2 separate regions of the Mus musculus genome follow, and region 2 is linked to region 1. Evidence: chromatin loops called from intact Hi-C (ENCODE). Cell type or tissue: heart. All regions are shown on one strand.

Region 1 (8,000 bases):
TTGGTCTGGGTCTTCCATGTGGCCTGCATTCTGACCTGCCTAGATGCTCCTGGTAACAGAAAGGGACGCCATGGCCCTTTCCTTTGCCTCCCAGTATTACAGCACATAGGCACACTTATACATCTCTCTCAACAGACACACCAGAACACACCTCTCTCCAACACACCTCTCTCTCTCTCTCTCTCTCTCTCTCTCTCTCTCTCTCACACACACACACACACACACACACACACACACACACACACACACAGCCTGGCCAAGTAGTCATTCAAAAAGGCGGTACGGGCTGCTGGGACTTTTGACATCAAGACTCTTTGGCCAAGCCTCTTACCAAAAACGTGAAGGACAAAATAGAAAAGTAGGCAAGGGGGGAACTTAAGGCTTCTCTGTAAGACGACTTCTGAAGAGACTGAGGTCAGTACCATCTTTATCTGGCCACCAGTCTGACATGGTCAGTCCCCTTGTGTCAGGGTCCTGTCATAGGAGGGGGGGGGGGTGCCTGGCTCCCGTGCTGTCTGCCTTTCTCCAGGGTCCTGGTGTTAAGTTTCTGCTGTGAGCTACACACACTGCTGTTCTTGCGATTTACCTACAGGTCCCCTTAGCCACCTCGTGAGAGCACAGAAGCCTCCATTTCACGTGAGGAAATGGCAGGAGCTTTCCCTGAGAATGTGGAGTGGCTGCTAACCCACATGCCTCCCCTCAGAGAACAGTCAAGGTTAGGAAGTGACCTGTGGTCCTGTCTTGGATCTATCCATGGAAGAATGACTCACTGCAGGGACCAAGGGGCATAGTTGGTGGCTGTGCTGACAGAGCCATGATACCTTCCTCATAGAGGACACGGACTCTCCTCAGCTCAGGAGGCTCTGTCCACACTCTAGGGCCCAAGGCAGGTTAGAGCATGGGGACACAGCCTCATCTTGACCCTCAATCCAGGGAAGAGCTACAGCCCGAGGAGAAGCCAGCCCTCCTGTAACCCTTGGGTGCTCTTTCCACACAGCTGAGTCAATACACTCTCTCTCTCTCTCTCTCTCTCTCTCTCTCTCTATATATATATATATATATATATATATATATATGTATATTACTCAATTTTAGGTTGTGCCTAGTAGCTTCACAGATAAGGCACTGTCACTGCCATAAAACCCACAACTACCTTACTGCCCTTCCTAGGGAACAGTGTTGAGGCTATAACAGCCCCTGTGGCTGGGCTCTGTGGAGACAAGCGCTGAGCTTTGAGCAGGGGAGAGCTGGGGTTAAAGGTGTGCACCAGCACCACTGGCTGGCTATGTACAAGTTTTGATCAGAACTTCTGGATGTGGGTGTAGGGGACAGAGCACAGGAGGTGGTCCCGAGGGCCTGTACCTTGGCTTTAATGAAGGTTGGAGCCAGCTGTGAATAGGTCCCGGCAGAGTCGTAAGGGTAGAGTCCCAGGGGAATCCATCCTTGATGAACGCCAAGACCACAAAGGAGGGGCTTCTGGTGAGACTGTCCTTGACGGGTAAAACCACAAGGCTGGCATCGCTTCCTGTTCCTTCCATCGGTGCCTCTAGCCTGTGTCTAGCCTGTGCTTCTGTGCCTATCTTGGGGTAACTCTTCTTGAGGTTGAAGAGATCAGGGAAATTATTCCTGCAAGGACCCATCAGCCTCCAGAGCTCACGTGACTCTTGTGCAAATAGCTTGCCTCAAACCTGAGAAAGCATTGGCTCCAAGATATGGAAACCATTCTGAGCTTGCACCCTTTGGGCTCTTTGCTTCCAATGGGGGGGGGGGGGGTTCTAGCTGAGACAGCCTCGGCTGTGTTAGTGACTTGAGACCCACAGGAGAGTCCTCTGGGGTTGCTTCTCCAAGCATCTATACCACTCTAGGCTGTCACCGTGATTCAAAGACACTGACATGTCTGCCAAGTCAGCGCAGGATGGCCCTTGATTAGGGAGAGCTCATCTGGCTTGCCACACCTGTTCTCTGCTACCAGTGGACGTCTCTCATCTTCCAGTACCGTTGGCTCTTTTCCATCCCACATTTAGTTTTCTAGTGTCTCAATCCTAGGATATATACCCTTACAGCATCACGATCAAAAGTGTGGGCCCCTCAGTGTTGCTGGGAACTGCACAGGTTGTGTCTGCAGGCTATATCCCTAGCAGGAAGGGACATTCCCTCAACCTCTTCTCTTCCTCACAGGGGCATCTTAACCTCTGGGCAGCACCAGAATCAAATCGAGACATAGGTGAGACCAGTGGTCTGCCATCTGATTTTGTCATTCTTTTTTCCGAAGATGAGAGTTCTTGGATTCCAGGTTGGCATCAAACTCACTATCTGACCAAGAGGGACTTTTGATCCTGATGTCACCACCTTCCAAGTGCTGCACTACCATGCCAGGTTTATTCAAACCCAGGGCTTTGGGTAAGCTAGGCAAACATGCTACCAACTGAGCTACATCCACACCCAGGCCTGGAGCCAATCCACATTTCAGCCAAGTAGCCACCATGTCGCACATGGCTATGATTTGTCACCACTCAGCATGTCACAACCTTGTGTGTGAGCAGGGTTGCAGCTCATGCTGAAAGATGTCACCCTTTGCCTTTTGGTGCTGGCATTACGGGACTGTGCCATGTTTCCACAGCTCTCAGCTCCACCACTCAGACAGCAATGCCTAAAACTTCCAATTTTTCTCCACATCCTTGCAAACAGGTTTTTGGATTTTTTTTTGGACAGGGTCTCATTGAATAGTCCCGGCTAGCCTGGAACTCGAAATGTACAGGAGGCTGGGCTTGAACTCAAAGAGGTCCTCCTGACACTACACCTGGTGCTACCCCCAGCTCCAATGCTCAGGAACATGGGGAAAGGGCTGTGGATCCCTGCTGTGAAGTGGCAGGTCTGACTTTAACTCAGCGTACCCCACTAGACCTTTTCACAGACAAGTGTTCTGAGAGATGGTTTGGAAAATACACAATAGCTCTCTTGGGAAACAGAACCTAGGGTCTTAGCCATGTTAAGAGTGAGCTCTACCACTGAGCCATGAGAAGCCTCAAAGGGCTTCCACTAGCTCACTGTTGGGGTTATGTGATTACTGTTTGAACAGACTGGAGTCAAGACCTGGCAGTCCACTCTCACAACAGGGCCTGCACTGAGACTGAGGGCATCTCAGTTAGCCTGGGTGCTAGTTAGCCTAGGACTTTCCTGGAGTCACCATATAACAACCCTTGGGCTTACACGGTAACAGCCAACAGTGGAGATGAAGGCTCTCTCTGGATTGGTCTGTCTAGTCGCAACAGACAGCAGTGAGGGCAGCCCACACCTCTCCACAGCCCCATTTCCCTGGACAGGGTAGACAGGGCTTTCCTTTGCCCATGCCCCTTCCTGGACATGTCACCCAGGTGTAGCTGGGTTTGTCACTAGCAGAACATCTACAGATTTTGACTATGTAGCCCTAGAATTCTCCATGTAGACTAGACTGGCCTCAAACTCTGCCTGCTTCAGGTTCCCATGCTGGGATTAAAATGTGTGCCACTATGTCTGGCTTCTTTTTTCTTTTCTTCCTGGCAGACCCTTTTGCCCTGTCTCTCCTCTCAAATATAAAATAGGCACATACAGTAATTAGCTGATACGTGAGGAGGGGCATCCATTACCAACAGGGAAATGGATTTATTGCTTCATAAAAAGAATCATGATAAAACAAGAGAAAACCATAAACTTAAAAACCAATGTACCCCTCTTGGCACCCCAAGAGGTCTCAGGCAGGGTTTCTAGGGGTTGTCAAGGCAAGGTGGGTTAGTGAGCCAGGCAGGCCGGCTAGGCTTCTACTACATGAACCGTTCCAGTCCCCTGATGTGAGTCTGCCAGCAGGGGGCACTGTGATCACACCGATACACACAGGTCCCCATCATAAAGCAAGGCTGACTCCTATTTTGAGCCTGCTGTAGGGCTGGCTGGCTTCTGGTCTGGTCCACTCTGATAAAAGCAGCCCCTGGGGCTAGCCTCCTACCATATACACACATGCACACACACGTACCACATAAACACACACCCCTCGGGTTACTCACTAATCCTCTTCCCTATTTAGGCTTGGCTCCTCATGTCTAGTCACAGCCTTATTTCCACCCCAGAAAAACAGCTGTGGGTGGATGGGAGGGTGCCCTTGTGGTGTCCCCTTAGTTCCCTTCAGGTTGCAGACTGGAACAAAGCGTGCCAGCAGAGAGACACTGCTCTGGCTCCGGAGGAAGAAGCCTGGCCCAGGGCTCTTGAGGCTTTGTGTAAATAGTCTGCCCTCCACTCCTTCCCCAGCCTGAGACAGGGGGGGCTTCTTCTCAGGCTTTCAAGGAAAAGAGGGGCCAGAGACTAGCCACGGGCAGGGGGGTGTTGGGATGACAAAGGGGTTAGCACCAACAACAGGAAGCGGGTCCTTCCTTCCTCAGGCAGCCAGACTGGCCAGGGGAGGTAAGGGGCCAAGCAAGGGGAGTGCAGACAGCGCAAGCCTTTGTCCTCAGGTGGGCGTGGTTGGTGGGCGTGCAGCTCAGGGACAGGTAGTGTGCTGGAGGATGGCAGGCCCCTCTGCTTTGGCAAGAGGCAGAATCCGATCAGTGAGAAAGAGAAAGAAAAAATAAAAAGAAAGAAATGCTCGCTGAAAAGGTCCCCTTGGCTCCAGGTACAAGCCCCATGGAGATCGGGAGACTTCAGAGCCCCTGGGGTGACAGCTAGGCCAGGGCAGCCCAGCTTCTGGCAGTGGGAGGTTCACTTGTCCCAGGCCCTCTCCTGTCCCTCCACACCAGCACTCCACGGCAGGGCCAGGTGGTTCTGAGGAAGTATGGGCTCCAGTGTGGTGAAGGGCAGGATCCAGGGAGAGCATGAGGTCCTCTGGGGTGGGGAGATGACTGCAGTCAGTCACTGAAGCACAGGCAGGAGGCCACAACTGAGGCGGTGGGTGGGCACTACACGAAAGCCTCCCGGTTGGATGAGCCATTGATCTTAAGGAACAGCTTGCTGTCTTCCCTCTTCTGCTGCAGCTGCCTCTCCAGCTGGCGCCGGTAGCAGATGAGGTAAAGGGGCAGGCAGAAGCCCAGCATGCTCATGGCGAGCAGACCCACGTTCACCTGGGATGGTGGGGAGTTGGCTGTGAGAGGGAGCTGCATGCACGCAAGGCAGCACCCTCCCGCCCGCCCACCCGCACACGCAGGTCTGGGGAAGGGAAGGCGTCACACAGAAAAGACTCAAAACTAAAGAGGAGGTTCAAGGGGTCCCAGCTGTCAACCCACATTCCAGCATCTCATTTCCCCAATGCTCCTCAGCGGCCTCCAGGGAATGGGCTGGGATTGGGACAACTCATGACACCTGGATGAGAATGCTTTGGATGGAAAGCCTGGAATTCACCCCAGAATCGGATCCAGAGAGGCCAGTTTTCTCCTCCTTCCCGGTCACCATCCACCAGGGACCCCTGACTGGGTACTGTCCAACGTTCCCACACTACCTGTTGTCCTTGGGCCCCCTTCCCAGGAGCAGAATGGAGAGACACCCTGACCCTTCTTACCCACAGAGGGTCTCCTCCCAGAGGACCCATCATGGCCAGATACAGCGGCTGCTGCAGGAGAGCAAAGAGCGCACTGACCAGGGACTGCAGTCCAGTGAGGCTACCAAACTGTGTGGAGGGGTACCTGTTGGGGCAATGAGACCCATCACAGCCAGCACGGGTGACAGGCTTCCCCAGTCCCTCACTGGCCTGGCTTAGGTATACTGGTAACCAGGGCTGCACCACTGGTGCCTGCAGGGAGAGGCGGTATCAGCCTCAGGCCCCTCAGGCTCCAGACTCTGGAGCAAGCCTCTCCTTTACTCAGATGTGCCCTTAGCCTGTGGGTGTGGGGCTGCGCAGGGTGGAAAGCATGGTGCCAGCAGAGTCTGTGGCTTGGGTTGGAGGCTGACCCTGGCTCTGCTGTCTCCCCCCCCCCCCCCCCTCCAGGAGCGTTGCACAATCACGGAAACTCAGCATCACAGCTCCTGCCCGACTCCCTCATACCCTGCCAGGGCAGCCACAACTTCCTCCAGGCTTGGGGAACGGGAGGGGGGTACAACGAGGGGGACAGGCAGACCTGGAATGACCCTGTAGGATGAGGCTTAAAGAGGGAAGTAGCTCTGGCCTTAATCTCGGGGAACACCAGGCTCTGCCAGAGAGGTACGAGGGGCTATATTCACAGTCACAGATGGTGGATGATGGAACTCGGTTCAATTTGTGGGCCAAGCCCTGGGCAATAGAGGGAGGAGCAGGTGGGTAGAGCTTCTTGGGAAAGATGTAGGTTTCACTAGCTGGGGTCCAAGGAGGTTATGGCCGGCAAGTGGCCCTCTGAGGCTCCTGGGTGAGGCTTTCTGGGACCGGTTACTCAATTCACTGCCCCTGTGGAGGGCTATTTACACTGCAGTGTTTCGCTTCAGGCATCCAGAACCCAGCCCTGACCCAGTGAGCAGCCAGGGACAGTGCCAGGACTTGGCCGAACAGCAATGCCTGGGGCTCGAAGGCACTGACCCCAGCTGAGAGGCTGGCTTCGTGTGAAATGCCAAGGCTTGTGGGCACCCAACTGTCTGCCTACTGACTCACCTGCTGTCAGGTATGGATGACGGCCTGTTATGACACAGACAGCAGAAACCCTAGTTCATGTCCCCTGATCCAACATCACACATGCCAGCAGGTCAGGATAGGCTAGTTTCAGGGTTTCAGGGCCACCAGTAGTCCCCTCAGGTTAAGGCCACACCACCCAGAGCTTCCAGGACTTACACGGCAGCGTATAGGCCCCCTACGGCAGAGTGGATGAATCCTCGCACAATTGTGTGCAGGACGAAGGAGAAGATCTGGGGGAGGGAAGGAGCGAGAGCAGAGCGTGAGCAGCAGACCCTCAGGACCACCTCTGTTCCTGCCCTCGGGCTCTGGAGACCCGGGCACAGCAATGGCAGCCACTTGGAGTTGGATGTTACTGGCTCTCTAGTGTAGACCGCTCTTTTGTTTTCTTTTATCTGGTTTGTTTGGTTTTGTTTTTTGAGACAGGATCTCACTGTGTATCCTTGGCTGCCCTAGAACTCTCTATGTAGACAATGCTGGTCTCAAATGCACAAAGATCTGCTTGCCTCTACCTCCACAGTACTGGGACTAAAGTTATGCACCACCATGCCTAACCCTTGATAAAACACTTTGTATCATTAAAAAAAAATTAGAACACACCCTGATAACCACAGACCCACAAAAATACATATATTTTAATTTCAGTTATGTGTATCAGTGCACCATGTGTGTACCTTTGTGCCAGAGTTCAGAAAATTCCTTAAAACCAGAGTTACAGACAGTTCTGAGTCACCATGTGGGTGCTAGGAACTGAACTCAGGTCCTTGCATAAGAGCATCCACTGACCATCTCTCCGGGTCCTCATTTGTATAATTAAAATAATGTAAATTGAGGCTAGGGAGATGGCCCAGCAGTTGAGAACACTGCCTGCTCTTCCAGAGGATCTCCTTTAATTCCCAACATCAACATGGCAGCTGACTACGGTCTGGGGAACCGGATGCCCTCTTCTGGCCTTTGTAGACAATTTCTCACTTTTGCAACACAGAGTTACACATGTAGGTAAAAATATATTTTAAGGTCTTTTGTTTTTTGAGACAGGGTTAGTCCTGGCTGACCTGGAACTCGCTATGTGGACCTCTGTGGCCTTGAAATCACAGAGATCCTCCTGCCTCTGCCTCCCGGGTGCTGGAATAAGCTTTTCTCTTTAAAAATTACATTCATTTATTTCACGCATGCAAGCGTGTTGTGTGGAGGTACTGCTTCCAGGAATATGGATAGTGCAGGGGCCAGGGATACTCTTGAAAGACCATGCAGATGTGGATTTACACAGGCCCTGTCTCTTCCTTCAAATGCATTGCTGCCTTTTCAAAACTGGCCTTCAATGAAAAGTGCGTTAAACAAAGAGCAGTGACTGTCTTCCATTACATCTTCCACCCATTAGACAAGATGGTCTGTGAGGATC
Region 2 (8,000 bases), 110 kb after region 1:
GGAGGGAAAGCCTTGGACCACCCATGCATGGTGAGAAGCCAGTAGAGGACTAGCCTCCCACGAGCTTGCCTGGGACTTAACCATAGCCTTTCCTTCCATCCTAATCCCCCTGAGCTGGGTGAGTAGTCAGGGGGTGGGGGAAGGACAACAGTTCATGTGAAGAGCTGTTTCGTTTCCATCCACGAGAAGAGAAGAGCCCAGGCTCTGAGTCACCACTGGTGGACTTTTAATGCCCTCCTGCCTACTTATCTATGGGATTCCCCATTATACAGGTGGAAAAATCCACAGGTGTAAGGGTAAGTACCCCTAAACCCAAAATCTGGGCCAGACTAAAAATAAATAAAGAAATGTAAATACAGCCGGGCGGTGGTGGCACACGCCTTTAATCCCAGCACTTGGGAGGCAGAGGCAGGCAGATTTCTGAGTTCGAGGCCAGCCTAGTCTACAAAGTGAGTTCCAGGACAGCCAGGGCTATACAGAGAAACCCTGTCTCGAAAGACAAACAAACAAATAAACAAAAAAAGTAAATACACAAATGACTACTTAGAACGGAGTTTCAATGTCCCCCTTCCTGAGTACATTTACTTTTGGACCTCATGGAAAGGAAAGTGTGTGTGTGTGTGTGTGTGTGTATGTGTGTGTATGTGTGTGTGTGTGTGTGTGTGTGTGTGTGTGTGTTGGCATGGTGATGATGAAGATAAGAAAGGCAGGCCTACAAGGAAGTCTCAGTAAACAGACAGACTTTTCCTTCTATTTCTTCCCACTGCCACACAGACATCAACTAATCTTGGGGAGGTGGAGTCACCTATTCCCCAATTTATAGACAGTGCCTTTAACCTAAATCTTTCACTGGGCCAGTGGGGGTAAGGGCTCCCCAGAGGACCAGGGTTTCCCTCCCATAAAGCCATCACCCCAGCTGTCCAGACCTTCCCACCCCAGTTCTGTCACCTTCCGGATGATAGGCAAAGCTGCTGCTTCTCCTCTTCCTCCACGAAGCCAGGGGCAGAGGGCAACAGTTCTTCAACTGGCAGCTTTAGCTGGGTCAGGACATAAAGCTTGCCACTGAAGAACTACTGCGGCTCAGCCAGGTGAGGGTGTGGGAGGCACAGGTTCCTAAAAGGAAGGGGAGGAAAAAAAAAAACAGGAAAGCTGGGTGACAGGGCCAGCGACCCAGAGGCCATCCAAACCTGGCTCTAGCTGACTTTCAGTACCTTCTAATGAGGGGTTCTTGAATAAGAAGCAAGAGGCTTCTAAATGCACTTGCTTTGTGCCCCTTTACAGACTAGGAGCTGGCAACTCTTGGCAACCTGCTAAGGAGCCCAGCATCTTCGGCATTCAAAGGGCAGGGTGTAGAACCCAAGTCCCAAGTTAAAAAAAAAAATGTACTTCAGAAATATGAGCTCTGTGATCAACTCAAATGACTTGTTCTTAGGGAATTCAGCAGCAAGGAGGGTTTGTGTAGGGTTAGAAATGGGAGGGGCACTAGAGTTGGAAGGTCAGCAGGGGCTCTCAGGAGTCTGAGGGAGGACAGCTGACCAAAGGCAGGAGGGGAGGGAGGTATGGGTAGGGTGGCTGGGCAGCTTCCTCAGGACTAGAGATGCCAGGCATTCCGCTTGCACATTCCGGGTACATCTGGTATGAATTCCAGGCTGTCTGCCGGCCCCTCCACGTCTGAACTTTGTTCCAAGTTCCAAGCCCCGCCCCCACAGTTCCAACGCATGAATCAGCAGTAAAAGCCGGGGCCCTACAGCATGGCTCAGGGAGGGGGCTGGGGGCGTGGCAGGCTAGAGGGCTGGGAGCCCGAGAGGGTGGTTCTGCACAGTCAGTCCAAGGACATGGCCACTGCCAGATAGAAGGGCCAAGGAGACTTTGCCTTGGGATTTCTATTTTCAGAGAGTGGAAAGATTACACTAGGGTGGGCAACTTTCAAATTCCAAAAGCCTCTTGGGAAGTATAAACTTTGTCGGATCTTCCTTCTCCTAGGTGATCAGTCTCTGTCCACTTCTCTCTGCCCAGGATAGCTCTGTTCAGGCCACAGGGTTCACTGGCTGCTGAGAGTTTGTGCCAAGCAGGTGCCCTTGGCTGCGGGGCGGGGTGGGCCCAGGGCACTGACCCTCTGACCAGCTGCTCCATCAACTCTCTGGCACCATGACAGCTTCTAGCCTACTCTAACAGCCAGGGTGACAGGCCAAATGAGTTGGAGACTGAAACTAGGGCCAGAGGGAGGTGGGAACGTTAGCCTAACCGGAGGCCGTGGGGAGGGGCCAAGAGTTGGCCAGGAGGTGGGGAGAGAGGGAGCCCAGCGATGACTAACCCAGGCGCCCCACCCAGCCAGCCGGCTTCCCAGGCAGTCAGGCCAAGCCCGGGCTAGGGGCCTCTCTACCGGACATACTAGGGGGGAGGTGCAAAGGTGACCTTCTCTCTGTCCAAGACAGCCAGTTAGGCTGGGAGGGGGGGTGCGGGTAGAGTTTCCAGGCACTCCTCCTGTCCGCCCCCCCAACCTCCGCCCAACCCGCGGTGAAACCCTAACCTTTGGGTTGCATAAGGCCTCCGCACCGCCGCCCCCTACTCCTTTCCCCTCCCCCCTTACATAACATCCCCGGGAGGGAACGAGAGGAGGGGCCGGACCGCCCAGCGACCCCTTCCCTGCCAGGGACTTGAACTGGCCCTGACCCAGTCAGCGCCGGTAGAGGCAATGCACCTCCGCACCCCTCGCTCGTCCAGATCCTCCCTAGGCTAAATGGTCAGCTCGGGCATCCTCAAACCAAAGGGCGTCGGGGTTAGACGCCCCCGGCCCTCTGGCCTCTCATATTCCTCCCCAGTTACTTCTCCAAACCTTCTGCCACGACTCCTGTCCGGGACTCTCTCTTTAAACGTCCAGACACACTACTCGGGAGAGTCCAGGCTCCTCTCCCAAGAGCGCCCCTGTCCCCGCCGCCCCCTCTCCCCTCCCCCAGAAGGGCAGGGTGTGGCCGTCAGGACCCTACTTTCCCCATCACCCGGTTACCGCGGTTCCCCCCGGGATGACCGGGTCCCCAGATCACACCCACCTGATGCTGGGTGCGGGGGTTGCTGTGGACAGAGGAGCAAAATCACTGCGACCTGTCCGCACGGCCGACCGCTCTGTCTCTTCCCAGCGCCCAGCACACACCGGCTCCAGTCTCCGATCAGCTGGCGGCGTCGTGACGCACGAGCTGCGAATGAACCACCCAGGGCCAATCACCGCCCATTGCTGGGCAACGTGACCACACCCACTCGGGGGCGCCAGCACCTCTGCTTACTCCCGCCCATTCAGGCGTCTGGGCTCTGATTGGCAAGGAGGCCACCCCCTTGCCTGGAGGAGCTTCTCTAAGCCACGCCTACCAACTAACCAACTGGCCAATGGCTGAAAAGGTGTGGCTAACCCTCGGCCTAGGCGACTTGCTTAGACCAGCTTTACGTCAAACTACAGTTTAAAGAGCAGAAGGAAGTATAGGCGTGTATTTTTGCAGTGCATTCCGGTCAATGAAGTTCTTACGGTGACACTCAGCTTCCCAGAATGCAGCGCGCTCTGTGAGTTGGCATTTTTAAACTGATCTCTGACTCGGTCGCGGGGAAGTCCTTAAAGGGCTACAGCCCCTCCTTCTTGGAACTTCTTTTAGCCTCAAAACTGATTCACAGGAGGCCTGAGCTAAGCGAAGGTGGAGCACGCGAAGCAACAGGAGTGAGTAGAACTAAAGATGGAAGCCAGCCACCGATGCAGCAGAACACCCGAAGTCTTTTTTTTTTTCCACAAATAGGACTTTTTTTTTTTCGGGGTATAGGGACCACTGTCACTCGCACGGCCCCAGTCTTCACTGGAGAGCTAGCTCGAGGTCTTCGGGGTATAGGGACAAATGTCACCCGCACAGGCCCAATCTTCACTGGAGGTCTAGTCTATCCCTCGTGGGTTTAGTGAAATCTTTTCTAGTGAATGTCTCGTCTTAGTCGCTGAAGAGCCCACGGCTTCTCAAGGGGCACGTTCTTAACAAAGGATTCGCCCTCACTTTTAGAGAGGAAGCGTCTTTTTAAAAATTAGGGGAAGATCTTTACCAAAGTAGTATCAACCAGAAACCCGGTTCTAAGATTAACACCCATTCAGTCCCGCCCTCCGAAACGCTTCTCTGACTCAGGCCTACTTAGGGAAGTGATTTCAAAGGTGGAGACCAATGAAGAGGCGGCTCCTTCCCTAGGGGCCAATCAGAGTCTGAAAGGCGGGGGATGGGCAAAAACCGAAATGAACCCAATGACTTGGCAAAAGCTGCTGAATTGCTTATTTAAAGGGACAAGACTGGGACCACCTCTTCACTCCCTCCCCACCCCCAAAGAGAAACTTGTGGCCTGGGGTTCTTGACTTTTGAGTCATTTCTAAGAGCATCTAAGCTTTCTAAGTGAGAGCATCTGAGACAAAGAAATGAGAGGGAAGCCTGAGATAGCCGCTTCTGTGTTAAATTAAGTATGGGCTCCACTAAGGTGACTGCTGGGCTTGCTTCAAATCCTGAGTTCAACGTTCAGAATATTGTGTCTTTAAGGAGACTTCCTGCCTTCCGCCCCAGTAACAGCTGATTGTTCGACCCCAGGGGACGAATCAGCCCTAACCACATCCTCCTTCTTACGTGTCTGTCCTTCTCCATCTCCTTTTTTCTGCCCTTCCCCCTCAACCCCGCCATGGGTGGTAATGGAACCCCAACCATAGCGGGTAAAATGTATGCTTCTCATGATCTTTTCTTCATCAACCCAAGAGTGACGCCTCTCCCCAACATCTGTCCCTTACTTATTCAGACTTCTGAGGAGATTGGAATGGGAGATATTTCCTGTCACCACTGTCAGTTAGTGGGGAGGCCACTGCTGGGGAGCCTGTCCTGGCGGCCGGCTGAATGTGGGTGCTCCAGGGGCTCCTGCGGATGATGCAGGGAAACTGAGCCCAAGCCTAAACAAGAAAGGCTGTGGAAGATAAGCCTAGTGGGTCAGAATCCAGTCTCCTGGACCAGCTCTTTGCTGCTTCAGTTGCTCTCTTCCTTCCTAGGTCAGCTGATTGATGGGGTCCTCCTGCCTTTACCCACTCACCCCACTTTTAACTTCTCAGATGCCACTTATCTTTGACTTTTAACCCACTCCTGGGAAGACCCAGGTAAATGTGTTGCCCCAGCTCCAAGCTGGAGTCAGGGTCACTCCAGGACAAACTTAGTGCGAAGTCCCGGGACTGACTTGGCAGAGTTGGGGGAAATTGAGCAGGGCTCTAGCCAAGCTTGGAAGAAAGAAAAGTTTCAACAAGCTGCCCTATTCTCCATTATCCCTAGCATAGGAGCCCTGTTCCCTCCTCACTCGAGGCCTCTGTGGTGGCCCTTCTGATTTTATTCCACTCTCTAACCTCCTCCCACCCACCTCAAGGCCAAATGACAGGGTTTCAGCCTGAGATTTCTCAACCTTAGCACTGTTGATGTTTTGATCGAGAGAATTTATGTACATGGCTGCCCTGTTCATAGTAGGAAGGTCAGTACCACCCTGGCCTCTACCCTAGGTGCCAGTAGCACATGATCCCAATTATGACGACCAGAAGTGTCCCCAAATATCCCCTGGGGAGTCCAAATCCACCCTGGTTGAGAACCACTGAATTAGCCAAACAAATTCCAGTTCCAGTGCTGACTGGCAGTGAGCTTCGGAATGGTGTTTTCTTCATCTACAAAACAGTGTAGATAATAAAATTTGTGGTTTCTTGTAGGGGGTTAAGAAGAAACTTCTTGAAACCACTTAGCACAGTAGAAATCCAGCAGACCCACAGTTGGCACATTTGCTGTCAGCTTCTTTCTTGCTGACCTCACTTGGCATGGGCTGGTGGCCCACAGGCAGCTGCCGTTTTCCTCAGTGACTAGCCAAAATGGGTACTTCTGGAAACACAATACTGAAGTAGGCGAAGGGAAGTGACTAACGTTCCGCCCCAGATTCTGTAAACCCCATGGGTGCTTGTGCAGGGATTCGGTAGATAAGAGCTAGGGTGAGAGAGAGGGAAGTGGGGAGAACAGTCACAGAGAATTATTTTCATCGTCATCATTATTATTCATGGGAAGCACGTCTCTCGCCACTGAGTTATAGCCATGTGCACCCAAAGCCTTTCTTTTTCTAGATGGGCCTTGAATAACTAACTGTTCATCAGAGTTCTACTACTGCCACCACCACCACCACCACCACCACCACCACCCAGGGTGCTTAACAAAGTGCAGGCTCCAAGGTCTCATTGCATACTAAGTCAGAAATACACCTTTAAGCCAAGAAGTTTCCTAAAGTTCAGATGGAGGAAGGCTCAGTGCCTTAGAAATTTCTGAGCCAGGTCCCAGCCATGAAAGGACATCTCTAGAGTCAGCAGAGAGAGAACAAGAGGTAAACTGAAATACAGTCAAGATCACCAGTGTAGTATACAGCCAGCACCACTAGAGGGCAGGGAATACAGACAGGGAGAGGGGTGGGGGAGGAAACAGTTTTTGATCAGGTAACATGTAAATTTTAGATAAACTGAGGCCGGAGCCAAGAGCAGGCCAATCCAATTCTGTTGGTAACAAGATCAGCCCAGTGGTCTTCGTGGAGGAAGCTTTAAACTCCCAAAGCCCATCTCCACCGGAAGGCTACACCTCCCCATCACCTCTCCAGCCAATACTGCCAACTGGGGACCGAGTATTCACACACCCGAGCTGATGGGAAACTTTTCTCTCATTCAAACAACCGTATCACCTCTGGGTATAGAGCTGCTCACACACCTTGTGGGTACACCTGGGTAAACAGAGTTGAAAGGAGACTTAGGAAAGACACCAGACTGTCCGGCAGTACTGTTGGGGTTCACTTTTTTGTTTGTTTTTTGTTTTTGGAGACAGGGTTTCTCTGTGTAGCCCTGGCTGTCCTGGAACTCACTCTGTAGACCAGGCTGGCTTCGAACTCAGAAAATCTGCCTGCCTCTGCCTCCCAAGTGCTGGGATTAAAGGCGTGTGCCACCATGCCCGGCAATACATTTATTTCTTTTTGAGATAGGATATCATGTAGCCAAGGTTGGTCCTCAAACTCACAACATAGCCAAGGATGACTTTGAATTTCTGATCCTCCCACCTCTGCCTCCTAAGTGGAGTTTTACACCATCAGTCTATCATCCCAGCAGGAGGCAGAAGCAAGTTCAAGGCCAGCCTAATTTACACATTGAGTTCTAGGACAGCCAAGACTACATCACACCATGTCACAAAACGTCAAAGCAAAACAAAGTAAGGAGCTATAATCCCAAGTGGGACTACTACTTCAGTGTACCGGCTTGAAACACTGGTTTTAAAAATTGGTCTGGATTTGAGTCCTGTCTCAGGTGGATGGCAGTGGAGGCAGCGGCGGCGGTGTTGTCGTCGTTGTTGTCTTCTTCTTCTTCTTCTTCTTCTTCTTCTTCTTCTTCTCCTCCTCCTCCTCCTCCTCCTCCTCCTCCTCCTCCTCCTCCTCCTCACGTTCCTCCTCCATCTTCTTTGTTTTTCTGAGACAAGTTTCTCTGTGTAGCCTTGGCTGTCCTGGAACTAGCTCTGTACACCAGGCTGACCTTGAAGCCCAGAGATCTGTGTGCCTTTGCCTCCAGAGTGTTGGGCTAAAGGCATGTTCCACTGCTGTATGGCATTCAAGTTTCTTATGAGATCTTTAACAAGTTTACCAAAGGTGGTTGGTTAGCTTCCTCATTCTAAATAGGTGTGAAAAGAGCCCCTAACTGTTTTGCTTTGACGTTTTGTGACATGGTATGATGTAGTCTTGGCTGTCCTAGAACTGGAAATGTGTAAATCAGGCTGGCCTTGAACTTGCTTCTGCCTCCTGCTGGGGTTACAGGCTTGAGCCACCATGACAGCTTTAGCAATAGCTTTGTAAATCCACAGTGTCAAGCTGGATATGATGGCACATGCTTGCAATACTAACCTCCAAAGATTCCCTGAACTCGAGTTGGTGAAATAGTCCACCAGGTAAAAGAGCTT

What was found. Peaks named below come from ENCODE experiments on the same cell type or tissue, not always from the same donor. Only the 100,000 strongest peaks of a DNase experiment are listed, where the experiment ranks them.
Region 2: it touches region 1 in a loop (2.2-fold over the local background); 5 of 42 quality-filtered maps call a loop at or near these places.

Annotation. Positions count from the first base shown.
Region 1 is chr11:75,569,402-75,577,401 of GRCm38, reverse strand. It overlaps Slc43a2 (solute carrier family 43, member 2), which reads right to left. Exons shown (of 14, transcript NM_001199283.1): 12 at 6,758-6,831; 13 at 5,522-5,645; 14 at 1-5,087. The coding sequence ends at 4,926. Among named protein-coding and RNA genes, the nearest start is that of Pitpna, 15 kb to the left of the region's middle. In heart, no CTCF peak of the experiment used is centred here; DNase peaks (open chromatin) are centred at 3,861, 4,881, 5,991, 6,851 and 1 weaker place; H3K4me3 peaks cover 1,024 bases; H3K27ac peaks cover 1,609 bases; H3K27me3 peaks cover 4,308 bases.
Region 2 is chr11:75,456,806-75,464,805 of GRCm38, reverse strand. It overlaps Mir22hg (Mir22 host gene (non-protein coding)), which reads right to left and starts at 3,267. Exons shown (of 3, transcript NR_030711.1): 1 at 3,051-3,267; 2 at 949-1,113. It overlaps Mir22 (microRNA 22), which reads right to left and starts at 1,090; the gene lies at 996-1,090. In heart, a CTCF peak has its summit at 6,432 (motif pointing right); DNase peaks (open chromatin) are centred at 1,685, 2,275, 3,305, 4,255 and 5 weaker places; H3K4me3 peaks cover 4,331 bases; H3K27ac peaks cover 5,177 bases.